2 separate regions of the Homo sapiens genome follow, and region 1 is linked to region 2. The links are chromatin loops, found by intact Hi-C in ENCODE. Cell type or tissue: gastrocnemius medialis. All regions are shown on one strand. Each heading gives the region's core, and the rest is flanking DNA. Links, peaks and the distances in the headings are about the cores only.

Region 1 (5,957 bases), core at 640-5,639, 740 kb before region 2:
GGCTGAGCCAGGAGAATGGCGTGAACCCGGGAGGCGGAGCTTGCAGTGAGCCGAGATGGCGCCACTGCACTCCAGCCTGGGCGACAGAGTGAGACTCTGTCTAAAAAAAAAAAAAAAAGAAAAGTACACTAAATGTACCAAATAAAAACCCACCTGATGTTAGCTAGTAGTTATATTAGCAGTAGTAACTTGGATCTTGTCACAACCCTACCTCCCTATCTGACCTAGTTTCACACCACCCTGCTCATTAGGCATTAGTGACTTGCCCTTTACCTACACAATAATCCTGTGGCTCTTGATGGGATGACCTGAGGGAGGAGGGCCTTAGGGCCTTCACACGTGCTGTTCCCTCCTGAAATGTTCTCCCTGCCCTTCCCTCCTGGGCTTGGCTAATTTCTCATCTTTTTGCTTTAGCTCAAATATCACTTACTTCACCTCCCTAATCAAAATTAAAGTCTACAGAGTCCACAGGTGTACTCCCTTCATAGCACCAGCAGTACTATTTAGTTACTTCATACCAGGTGGAATTGTTCACAGAGTCTTCATTCAAATTACACTGACATCTGTTTTTATGGGTCAGTGCTTAAGCTGTGTGCACTGCGAAACATTTTGAATATCATCCTTGCGTGGAATCTGTTATTTTCCTTTAAAGCTATTATCATGATCAGTTTTCATATATAGGCTGGGCATGGTGGTTCAAGCCTGTAATCCCAGCACTTTGGGAGGCTGGGGTGGGTAGATCACTTGAGGTCAGGAGTTCGAGACCAGCCTGGCCAACATGGTGAAACCCTGTCTCTACTAAAAAAAAATACAGTCCGAGCACAGTGGCTTGCACCTGTTATCCCAGCACTGTGGGAGGCCGAGGCAGGTGGATCACCTGAGGTCAGGAGTTTGAGACCAGCCTGACCAACATGGTTAAAGCCTGTCTCTACTAAAAAATACAAAAATTAGCCGAGCGTGGTGGCACGCACCTGTAGGCCCAGCTACTCGGGAAGCTGAGGCAGGAGAATTGCTTGAACCTGGGAGGTGGAGGTTGCAGTGAGCCGAAATCGCACCACTGTACTCCAACCTGGGCGACAGAGCAAGACTCCATCTCAAAAAAAAAAAAAAAAAATTATCCGGGCGTGGTGGCGGGTGCCTGTAATCCCAGCTACTCGGGAGGCTGAGAAAGGAGAATCGCTTGAATACAAGATGGTGGAGGTTGCAGTGAGCCGAGAGCATACCACTCCAGCCTCCAGCCTGGGTAACAGAGTAAGACTGTCTCAAAAAAAACCAAAAATTCATATATATAGACAGACATATAAATACATATATGGATATTAGAGAGAGAGAGGCAGACAGGGAGAGGGAGAGAGAGAAAGTGTGAGAGAGCTTTTTTCTCTGTATCTTTCATGATTATAGGAATATGCTGTGCTCATCAAGATATACCCAATTGTGGCTGTGCACCGTGGCTCACACCTGTAATCCTTGCACTTTGGGGGGCCAAGGAGGGCGGATCACCTGAGGTCAGGAGTTCCAGACCAGCCTAGCCAACATGATGGAATCCCATCTCCAGAAAAACAAAAATACAAAAATTAGCCGGGCATGATGGCGGGTGCCTGTAATCGCAGCTACTTGGGAGGCTGAGGTGGGAGAATAGCTTGAACACAGGAAGCAGAGGTTGCAGTGAGCCGAGATCACGCCAATGCACTCCAGCTTGGGTGTCTCTTATTAACTGTTTATTTATTATTTATTTTGAGATGGAGTCTGGCTCTGTCGCCCAGGCTGGAGGGCAGTGGCGTGATCTCGGCTCACTGCAAGCTGCTGCTCCTGGGTTCACACGGTTCTCCGGCCTCAGCCTCTCAAGTAGCTGGGACTACAGGCGCCTGCCACCACACCCAGCTATTTTTTTTTTTTGTATTTTTAGTAGAGACGGGGTTTTACCGTGTTAGCCAGGATGGTCTCGATGTCCTGACCTCGTGATCCACCCGCCTCTGCCTCCCAAAGTGCTGGGATTACAGGCGTGAGCCACCTTGCCCAGCCTTTCTTATTAACTCTTTTTTTTTTGAGATGCAGTCTCGCTCTGTCGCCCAGGCTAGAGTGCAGTGGTGCGATCTCGGCTCACTGCAAGCTCCATCTACCGGGTTCACGCCATTCTCCTGCCTCAGCCTCCTGAGTAGCTGGGACTACAGGCGCCCGCCACCACGCCCGGCTAATTCTTATTAACTTTTTTTTTAGACGGGATCTCGCACTGTCGCCTGGGCTGGAGTGCAATGGCGCGATCTCGGCTCACTGCAACTTCCGCCTCCCGGGTTCAAGCGATTCTCCTGCCTCAGCCTCCCAAGTAGCTGGAATTACAGGCGCGCCACCACGCCCGGCTAATTTTTTGTATTTTTAGGGTTTTCACCATTGTTGGTCAGGCTGCTGGTCTCGAACTCCTGACCTTCTGATCTGCCCACCTCAGCCTCCCAAAGTGCTGGGATTACAGGCGTGAGCCACCACGCCCGGCCCTCCAGGGTCTTAATACAAAACCGGGTGGCTGGTGGCGATGGTACAGTAAGAAAAGCTCCAGAGGGGAAAAGCGAATATGTGAATTATCTAATCTCAGCCACTGATCCAACTCCATAGTCTGTGACTTTTGGAGTCCTCCAATACTTCCAAGCTGCATGTTCACATTTAAAGTTTCTGGGGGAAAACGAACAGGGTAGAGTTTTAGGAAATACCAGATGTTGCTGCGATTTTCTACAGTGAAGGGGCGTGGAAGGGGACAATGGGAGTAGAAGCGGGTTTCTGAAGTTGTGTTTGTACTTGATTTTAAGCGAGCTGTGAACAACTCGTGTCCAAATAAGTGGCTGAGAGGTGGTCCTAAGTAAGCACAAGTTTAGTAGTAGAGTACTCGTAACACAGAACTGGCTGAAACCCCGCCCTCTTGTCTACGGGCGTTCTTTCAGGGCGACTTTGTCAGTACCCCAAACTGTCCCCGCATGAGGTCACTCTGCACGGTCACGTGCTCGAGCCCGCGGGAGCGCCACATCGCCAGCCGCACCCCTCCACCCCCAACCTGCCCACGTGACCCGGCCTAGTTTCTCCAGGCCCGTCCCTACGTCTCACTCGGGAAGCCCCGCCCCACGCTGAGCGCTCCGCCTGCGACCCTCCGCCACTTACCCACCCCGGCTCAAGCACGACCCGTGGATCCACGTGCTTTTTCTTGTCCAATGGGAGCCGGCTCCCGGGCGCGAAGGGGCGGGGAGGAAAGGAACGACTGTGCTACGTTGCCAGAAGGGGCGGGACCTGCAACGTCCGACAGAACGAGGGGACGTAACGGAGGCAGGTTGGAGCCGCTGCCGTCGCCATGACCCGTGAGCACCGAGCCCCCTTCTCCTTGCCCTTTTCTTTCCGTTCACCCTAAACACCACCGGCGAGGCGCCGGCTTTGACCTTCCGTAGCTTCCCTAGCAAGGCGTTTCTCTGGGCGCGCTCTGTGGCCACCCTCACACTCGGTGCCCGGAAATCGAGCCCTTTGCCCACGGCTACTTCACGGGACCACCCTCCCGGGTTAGGCATAGGCCCTCCCGGATCTTCCGCGGTGTAAGGAGAAGGCCAGCGCCCCTGTGATAGGCCCAGAGCCCCCACTCCACAAGCCAGCCCATCCCCCACGGAGACCCAAACCGTCCACACACACCTTGCCAGCTGTTTGGGCCCCACGCCGCCCCAAAACACGCCTCCAGCTGGCCCCTTGGGACCTCCCTTCTCTAGTCCGTATTTTGACCTGGCCCGTGGCAGATTCGCCACTCCCCCCTACCCCAAGCAGCCTGGGCCTCGATGGGCCGTTGTCGGGGCCCGGAGATTGAAGTGGTGTTGGATCCTGCTGCTGGCCGCGCTGGGGTAGAAGGGTCGCCGGTGTGTGGGCAGAGCGGCCCCCGCGTCTCACCTTTAATTTTCTTTCCTTAGGCGGTAACCAGCGTGAGCTCGCCCGCCAGAAGAATATGAAAAAGCAGAGCGACTCGGTTAAGGGAAAGCGCCGAGATGACGGGCTTTCTGCTGCCGCCCGCAAGCAGAGGTAGCCCCAGGGAGGGGAGGGAAAGGGACGGTGGAGACCTGGGTTAGACCAAGGGTTATAGAAGGAAAGAGAGCTACCTCAGGGCTTGAATGTGGACTAGTCGTGAGGAGCAGAGTGCATTGCTTCCTCTAGGGTTTTATTTCCTCCCCACCCTCCAAATTGTTAGCTCACAGCCTTACAGGAAAGGACGGGGGCGGGCGCCTGCCCTCAGTCTGATTTCTGAGCGTCCCTGGGTCTGACCTTAAGGGCAAGGGCAGGGAGCTTCACATTTCAAATACAGTTGTGGTTACGGCAGCCCAGTACTTTTGGCCCTCCTTGCTGTTCGGTTCTCCTCCCTTCTCCCAACCTCCTCACTGGTGTTGCTGGGTGTGGTCCTCAATACAGAATAGAGACCCTTGGGCCTGTGTCACCAGACTTCTGACCCCTTGGGCAACAGCCAGATGGAGACTGGTCGCCTTTTGAGCCTCAGCTCTCTTCCTCTTGTTCTCCTAGGGTGGGAGTACAGCAGCCAAACGCTGAACTTAGTCCCATCCACTTCCATCTTATCCTTTGTGCCCTTCATCCCCCTGCATCTTGTCCTTTTTGCCCTCTGGTACCTCCCAGTGCCCCATCATCTCTACCCCCAGGGACTCGGAGATCATGCAGCAGAAGCAGAAAAAGGCAAACGAGAAGAAGGAGGAACCCAAGTAGCTTTGTGGCTTCGTGTCCAACCCTCTTGCCCTTCGCCTGTGTGCCTGGAGCCAGTCCCACCACGCTCGCGTTTCCTCCTGTAGTGCTCACAGGTCCCAGCACCGATGGCATTCCCTTTGCCCTGAGTCTGCAGCGGGTCCCTTTTGTGCTTCCTTCCCCTCAGGTAGCCTCTCTCCCCCTGGGCCACTCCCGGGGGTGAGGGGGTTACCCCTTCCCAGTGTTTTTTATTCCTGTGGGGCTCACCCCAAAGTATTAAAAGTAGCTTTGTAATTCCTTGAGCGCCTGGTTTGACTGGGGACTTGGGGGGATGGGGTTGGAAGAATGACTGCCCTTTCCCACCAAAAAAGGGAGAACTCTTTAGATTCAGATTGTGGGTATGTAGACTTAATAAGTGAAACATCACAGAAGAAGCCTTTATTATACAATGACAACCAAACAAGTACTCCGGATATGCAGTAGAGGAATCCTCTAAGAACCATAGAGACTTCTTTTCTGTGATTTTTGTTCCCCACCCTTGAACACCATCTCTAGGATGGAGTTGGCCTAAGAGTGAATGCTGCAAGATCTGTGTTTATGCCTCTTTTCCTCATTCTTCCTCAGTTTGTTCGTCTGCTTGAAAGTTGGCCAAAAAATCCTGCTGCTCACCGACTTCCCGTGGTCAGCTGCTGTCAAGCGTTCACTTTCTCTTCTGTCATTCCTCATGGAATGAGGGTGGTTTTGTCTTCCCGCTTCCCTTGACCTCAAAATCAGGATTAAAACCTGGGGTAGCCTCTGTGCTCCTTTCTTCTATGCCCTGGTTTGTTCTGTGGTTCTGGGCTTCTTATATCCGTGTGCCCAGGGCTGAACTCCTTATTTTCCTTTCTCCAAGGGCAGAGCCGAGTCTTCAGTCCCTGTTGGTCTTTCCCCACCCCCACTTCCAGCCCAAGAGCCAGGAAAGGGCTGGTGCCACACTGTCTGCTGGGATCAGCGGTGGTTCTTTGAGCTGCTGATTTGGGTGTTAGGCTCTTGAGCTGGGATGCAGATGTAACAGTAGCTCCAGTGAGTCAGACACTCTGCCCAGCACATTAGACTGTGTTTGACCACTTCTTCCAGTTCATAGTATTGACTTCAGCCCAAACGGAGATAACTCCCTGTGTGTCCTTGAGGTATTGAGCTGGGCTGGACAGCTCCCCTTGAGCCAACTCTAGGAGTACAATGTCAGGGGAACCCCAGTTTGTGAAAAGGACTTA
Region 2 (5,957 bases), core at 546-5,545:
GGGATTACAGGCGTGAGCCACTGTGCCCAGCATTTTTTTTTGTTGTTTGTTTTCAGATGGAGTCTCTCCCAGGCTGGAGTGGAGTAGCACAATCTCGGCTCACTGCAACCTCTGTTTCCTGGGTTCAAGCAATTTTCCTGCTTTAGCCTCCTGAGGAGCTGGGGTTACAGGCATGTGCCACCACGCCCGGCTAATTTTTGTATTTTTAGTGGTCTTGGGGTTTCATCATGTTGGCCAGGCTGGTCTTGAATTACTTCAAATGATCTGCCTGCCTCAGCCTCCCTAAGTGCTGGGATTACAGGCGTGAGCCCGTAATAGGCGTGCCTAACCAGTTTTCAGGTTTTTGACTTAAGCAACTAGATAAGTGTCACTCAATATCCAAAGGCATCGTCTATCTATTTCTCCCTTCCCCTCCTCCTTCATATCTAGTCAGACACTATATTAGTACGGGTTCTCCAGAGAAACAGAATCAATAGGATGTGTATATGCAGAAAGAGATTTATTTTAAGGAATTGGCTCACATTATTCTGGGAGCTGGCAAGTCTGAAATCTGCAGGGCAGACAAACAGCCTGGAGACCCAGGGAGATTTGACGCTGCAGTCTGGAGGCTGAATTGCTTCTTCTTAAGGGTCTCGTTTTAATTTGAACTGACCGGATGCGGCCCACCCTCATTATAGAGGGTAATGTACTTTAATCAAAGTCTGCTGATTTAAATGTTAATCACATCTAACAAATACAATTCATAGCAACAACTAGACTAGTGTTTGACCAAAAACTGAGTAACATGGGTAGCATCGCCTAGCCAAGTTGATAGATAAAATTAACCATTAAAGTCACTAAGTTCCATTGACAATGACCTTTAAATATTTCTCAAGTTGGTTTCTTCTTCTCCATTGCCATTGCCTTAATTTAGGCTTGTGTTCTCGTTTAATTAATTCATAAAATACTTACGTATTAGGCATTATGCCAAATGTTGGAGATACAATTGTGAGTAAGATTGTGTCCTTAGGGACTTACATTCCACCCTTTTCCTGACTTCTTTCTTGCCTCCTTCCAATCCACATTTTTTTTTTTTTTTGGTCTTGTCACTTTGATGCCCAGGCTGGAGTGTAGTGGCCAGAACGTGGCTCACTGCAGCCTCAACTGCCTCAGCTTCCTGAGTAGCTGGGACCACAGGACCACAGGTGCACACCACTATGCCTGGATATATATATTTTTTTGTAAAGATGGGGTCTCACCATGTTGGCCAGGTTGGTCTCGAACTCCTGGGCTCAAGCGATCCTCCCGCTTTGGCCTCCCACAGTGCCGGGATTACAGACGTTGAGCCACCGTGTCCGGCCCTGATCCACCTTTATAAATGGCTGTCTGTAGATCATGGCCTCTCACATTTTAACTGGGCTGTAGAATATGTATTGAAGGATCATCTTTATAAAATGTTTATTTGTAGACTCTGAAAAGATAACACCAGAAAGGGGGAACAATGGTTACCACTAGAAAGAACGGAGCGGAGCAGCTGATCGTTGTATCTACCTTTTTTGTTTTTTTTTTTTTTTTGAGACGGGTCTAACTGTCGCCCAGGCTGGAGAGCCGTGGCGCGATCTCGGCTCACTGTTGCAACCTCCGCCTCCCGGGTTCAAGCGATTCTCCTGCCTCAGCCTCCCTAGTAGTGGGGATTACAGGCGCCCGCCACCACGCCCAGGTGATTTTTGTATTTTTAGTAGAGGTGGGGTTTTACCATGTTGGCCAGGCTGGTCTCGAACTCCTGACAGCAAATGATCCGCCCATCTCGGCCTCCCAAAATGCTGGGATTACAGGCGTGAGCCACCGCGTCCTGCCCACGTATCTACCTTTTTATCACATGAATGTTGTACCAAGTTCGCGTATTACATATTTGAAAATAAATTGCGAAAATAACAAAAACAAAATCCATCTACTGGCTAGCTCTTTAAAATCCTGCGGGGGAGCCCAGTGGCCCAACGGCGAAGTTTAGCCCATCTTGCCCTTTCTGGTCAGTGTACCTGTTCCATTTATCTCTGACTGCGCCACTCAGTCAGGTGAGGGACCACTGGAGTTTTCTACCGGAAATGCACTTCAGCAAATGCCACTTGCTCTCTCCAACTTCAGTTTCAACCAGCGCCTACCTCAGGAAGCCTTCCTTCATCCTCCGGCCCCCGCCGCCGCTAAGGTTATCCTTTTACATTCAACCTCATAATGCTGCTTTTTGTGGCAGTCATCACAGTGTCGAAATTTGTTTACATGTCCATCTTTGCTACTTGATGGAGGGCAAAGATACACCTCATACCTAGCATAGACCCCAGGAGGTCCGAAATTGTTCTGCGAAAGAAAAAAAAATCAATGTGCTGGCCTCAAAGGGGCTCACAGGAAGGGAAAAGCCTCGAAGACTAAGGCTCTCTTCGATTCCTTCGTGACTAACTCGAGGCAAACATGCCAGGAACGCGGCTCTCCCCACCCGCTCCTGCATCTGCGCCCGGGGATCGCCGGATTCCAGAGGGGTCCCCTCCACCTAGCGCGCGACGACTCCCTCTGGGGTCCCGGAAGCCCGGCCACCGACCCCACAGGCGGGCGTGGCCTCAGAGCCCTCTTCTGAGCACGGCGTGGGTATCCGCAGGCGGCCATGGACGGTGATCACAGTGACCAGAGGGACAGCGCACCCTCCGGTCGAAGCGGGGTAGGCGTTGGCAGGGGAGGGGCGACGAAGACTGGCGAGGTTCAGGCGCCAGCCAAAGAACCACTCTGCTAACTTCCTGGCACTTACGTTTCCTACCCGGGGCCCAGAGTCGGGCGGCGGTCTTCCAGCACCACGAACTCCAGTACTGGTCTGCGTTGTAGGGAGCTGGAAGCCCGACCCAGCACTCCTCAGCCCCCTGTGCCCCTCCCTCTGCTCTTTCCGCCCCTCCCTCCGCCCCCCTCCGCCCCCCCCTCCGCCTCTCCCTCAGCCCCGCAGCGCCACCGACCGCGTTCCCCGCCCACTTCTTACCCGCGCGCGTCGCCGCCGCCGCCTGAGGGGGCGTGGCCTCGGCTCGGCGCACAGTCAGCCACGGTCCCATCCTGCTCCGCGCCGGTCAACGAGAGCAAACCCAGTGACTCACCTCCGCCGTGCTAACTCCTCGCTAGCTCTCCCTCTCACACACGCTCACACCCGGCTCGAGATGGCGGCGGCGGCGGCGGCGGCGGGGGACTCGGACTCCTGGGGTGAGGAGAAGTTGCTGGGGCAGGGCCCGGGCCGGCGCCGGCCCCACGCAGTGGCAGGCACTAACACGGCTCGCTTTCTTCCGTAGACGCCGACGCTTTCTCCGTGGAAGACCCAGTGCGGAAGGTGGGGGGCGGCGGCACTGCCGGCGGGGACCGCTGGGAAGGCGAGGACGAGGACGAGGACGTCAAGGTGGGTGCGGGCTAGGGCGCCGGGCAGCGCGGAAGCGGGCTGGCGCTGTTGCCGGCCGACTCTGGGCCCCGGGTCGCTGCCGGGGCCTGCGGGCCGTGGGTCCAGGCGCGAGCATAGGGCCTGGCGGTGCTCTCTTCCCCTCCGCTTGCCGGCCATGTGTGGGCCGAAGACTGGCAGCGTGGCCTCCCGGACTCCCTCGCCGGTTGAGAGTCTGCTCTCCGGCGTGGATCCCACCCGCCGGCTGGCGACGAAAGGTGACAGCATCGGCCGGGTCGGCCCACGTGCAAGCTTCGCGGTCCGGAGCCTCTCGCAGGAATGAGACCGGGAAGTTGGGAATTGAGCCTTGTAGCTTATCCATATGGAAAGCCTTGAGACTCGCCTGTCTTTTCGAGCTCAAGTCAGCCCAGGGCCAGTAACTCATTTATGACCCTGAGGTCTACTTATACAGTTTGTTCGAGGGATTAGATGAGTGAAATATTGTAGTTGAATTTCAACCTTTTTTTCCCACACGAGACAGCTAGAAACAGTAAAGGGAAATAACTTTTGGCTCTCCCTTCCCCCACCCTGTGGTAAAAAGAATGAACTGACCACTGAGATAGCCCGCAGTTAGTGGACAGAAACCCAGGTAGTTCACACCGTGACCTGAGAAATGGAGAGACGACAGTTACTCAACTACACACATACGACACCTAAGGAAATATTGAAGATTTGGTGGTGGTTGTAGATGACGGGCCCGTGGTTTTTTGTTGTTGTTGTTGTTTTGTCTGTGCCTTGTAGATAATCATTTTTACCTCAGTCGTTTGATTTTGAAAACTCCGAAGGGTTCATTATACAGCTGTAAGTGACATTTACTTCTACATGGTTTTTTTTTTTTTTTACAGTAGTTACAGAAGTCTCAAATCCAAAATGTTAAGACTCTTATTAACAAAGTTCTCAAAATCTTGTTATATTTGTGCAGATAAAGTTTTGTGTGAAATGGAAAATGATTTTTTTTTGTGGTTTTGCCTAATTTAGTGAATTTCTCCTAATTTATAAACACAAACGGAGAACCCTATAAATCCTGCCTGGGCTGAAAAGTTTAAGCTAGATAATCACTATGAACTTAATAGGAATGTTGTTTTGAGTTTTTCTGTTCTCTCCCCAGTCCGATGAGGTTGGATGTGTGGATGTCCGATTTACTGACAGCCTGAGGTTCAAGAATGTTGTGAGCTTTGCACACATTGAAGTTAATAAATCGACTGGTTATTGTTTGAAGACACTCAGATGCTTTATTTACATGTTGTAGAAACATGGGACTAGATTTTGTTACCAGCCGCATTACAAGATATTAGTTACCCCTCTACATTGTAGCAGATTTTCAGTTTTGAGCCTTGGGTTCATATTGGTCCTTTCATTTTTTTCCATGCATATAGGAAGTGGCAGTTAAGACATCTGTTATGAAATTTGGGAATAAATTAACAAATGCAGAGAAAAGATTAGAGATATTAGGAAAGAAGTTGCAGAAAATGAAGTTTTAATGGATAGTCTAGACTAATGTCATGGAATAACTTCCTTGGGATTAAGGGATCTAAATGGTATCGATCTTGATGAATATAATTCTTTTTTTTTTTTTTTTTGAGATGGAGTTTCGCTCTTGTTGCCCAGGCTGGAGTGCAATGGCGCGATCTTGGCTCACTGCAACCTCCACCTCCTGGGTTCAAGTGATTCTCCTGCTTCAGCCTCCCAAGTAGCTGGGATTACAGGCACGCACCACCACGCCTGGCTAATTTTGTATTTTTAGTAGAGACGGGGTTTCGCCATGTTGCCCAGGCTGGTCTTGAACTTCTGACCTCAGGTGATTCTCCTGCCTTAGCCTCCCAAAGTGCTGGAATTATAGGCGTGAGCTACCGTACCCAGCCTCTGATGAATATAATTCTGATCACTTGGAACAAGTTTTGGATATTTACAAGTTGTAAGGGACCACAAAGATTATCTTGTCCAGTTGCTCTTTTTTTTTTGGAAATGGAGTCTCGCTCTGTCACCCAGGCTGGAGTGCAGTGGCACAATCTCCGCTCACTGCAAGCTCCGCCTCCCAGGTTCACTCCATTCTCCTGCCTCAGCCTCCCGAGGACTACAGGTGCCCACCACCACGCCCGGCTAATTTTTTCTATTTTTAGTAGAGACGGGGTTTCACCGTGTTAGCCAGGATGGTCTCAATCTCCTGACCTTGTGATCTGCCCGCCTTGGCCTCCCAAAGTGCTGGGATTACAGGCGTGAGCCACCACACCCGGCCCCAGTTGCTGTTTTAGTGCTAAATTTCTTTTTCTTTTTTTTTTTTTTTTTTAACTTAAAGCAATCTATCTATTCATCTAATTTTTTGAGAGAAGGTCTCACCCCGTTTCCCAGGCTGGAGTGCAGTGGCACGATCTCTGCAACCTCCGCCTCCCGGATTCAAGTGATTCTCCAGCCTCAGCCTTTCTAGTAGCTGGGATTACAGGTGTGCACCGCCGTGCCCAGCTAATTTACATATTTTTTTCTTTTTTTTTTTTTTGAGATAGAGTCTTGCTCTGTCACC

The links. A loop is a pair of places that touch in the nucleus more often than their neighbours do. Peaks named below come from ENCODE experiments on the same cell type or tissue, not always from the same donor. Only the 100,000 strongest peaks of a DNase experiment are listed, where the experiment ranks them.
Region 1: it touches region 2 in a loop (2.7-fold over the local background); 2 of 110 quality-filtered maps call a loop at or near these places.

The regions. Positions count from the first base shown.
Region 1 is chr15:43,789,046-43,795,002 of GRCh38, forward strand. SERF2 (small EDRK-rich factor 2) reads left to right here and starts at 3,275. Exons shown (of 3, transcript NM_001018108.4): 1 at 3,275-3,338; 2 at 3,930-4,038; 3 at 4,665-5,957. The coding sequence starts at 3,332. The coding sequence ends at 4,728. SERINC4 (serine incorporator 4) reads right to left here. Exons shown (of 12, transcript NM_001258031.2): 12 at 5,117-5,957. The coding sequence ends at 5,955. SERF2-C15ORF63 (SERF2-C15orf63 readthrough) reads left to right here and starts at 2,931. Exons shown (of 6, transcript NR_037673.1): 1 at 2,931-3,338; 2 at 3,930-4,038. MIR1282 (microRNA 1282) reads right to left here and starts at 4,714; the gene lies at 4,614-4,714. RefSeq lists enhancers at 1-477, 280-369, 2,770-3,969, 3,758-4,087, 4,423-5,276 and a silencer at 2,958-3,037. In gastrocnemius medialis, for the core only: no CTCF peak of the experiment used is centred there; DNase peaks (open chromatin) are centred at 3,136, 3,676, 3,948 and 4,222; H3K4me3 peaks cover 2,806 bases; H3K27ac peaks cover 3,427 bases.
Region 2 is chr15:44,534,025-44,539,981 of GRCh38, forward strand. EIF3J (eukaryotic translation initiation factor 3 subunit J) reads left to right here and starts at 3,123. Exons shown (of 8, transcript NM_003758.4): 1 at 3,123-3,213; 2 at 3,300-3,403. The coding sequence starts at 3,171. It overlaps EIF3J-DT (EIF3J divergent transcript), which reads right to left and starts at 2,899. Exons shown (of 2, transcript NR_034170.1): 1 at 2,019-2,899; 2 at 481-1,450. RefSeq lists enhancers at 1,791-2,578, 2,266-2,715 and silencers at 2,886-3,055, 3,246-3,555, 3,576-3,625. In gastrocnemius medialis, for the core only: a CTCF peak has its summit at 2,684; DNase peaks (open chromatin) are centred at 2,155, 3,087 and 3,699; H3K4me3 peaks cover 3,152 bases; H3K27ac peaks cover 3,671 bases.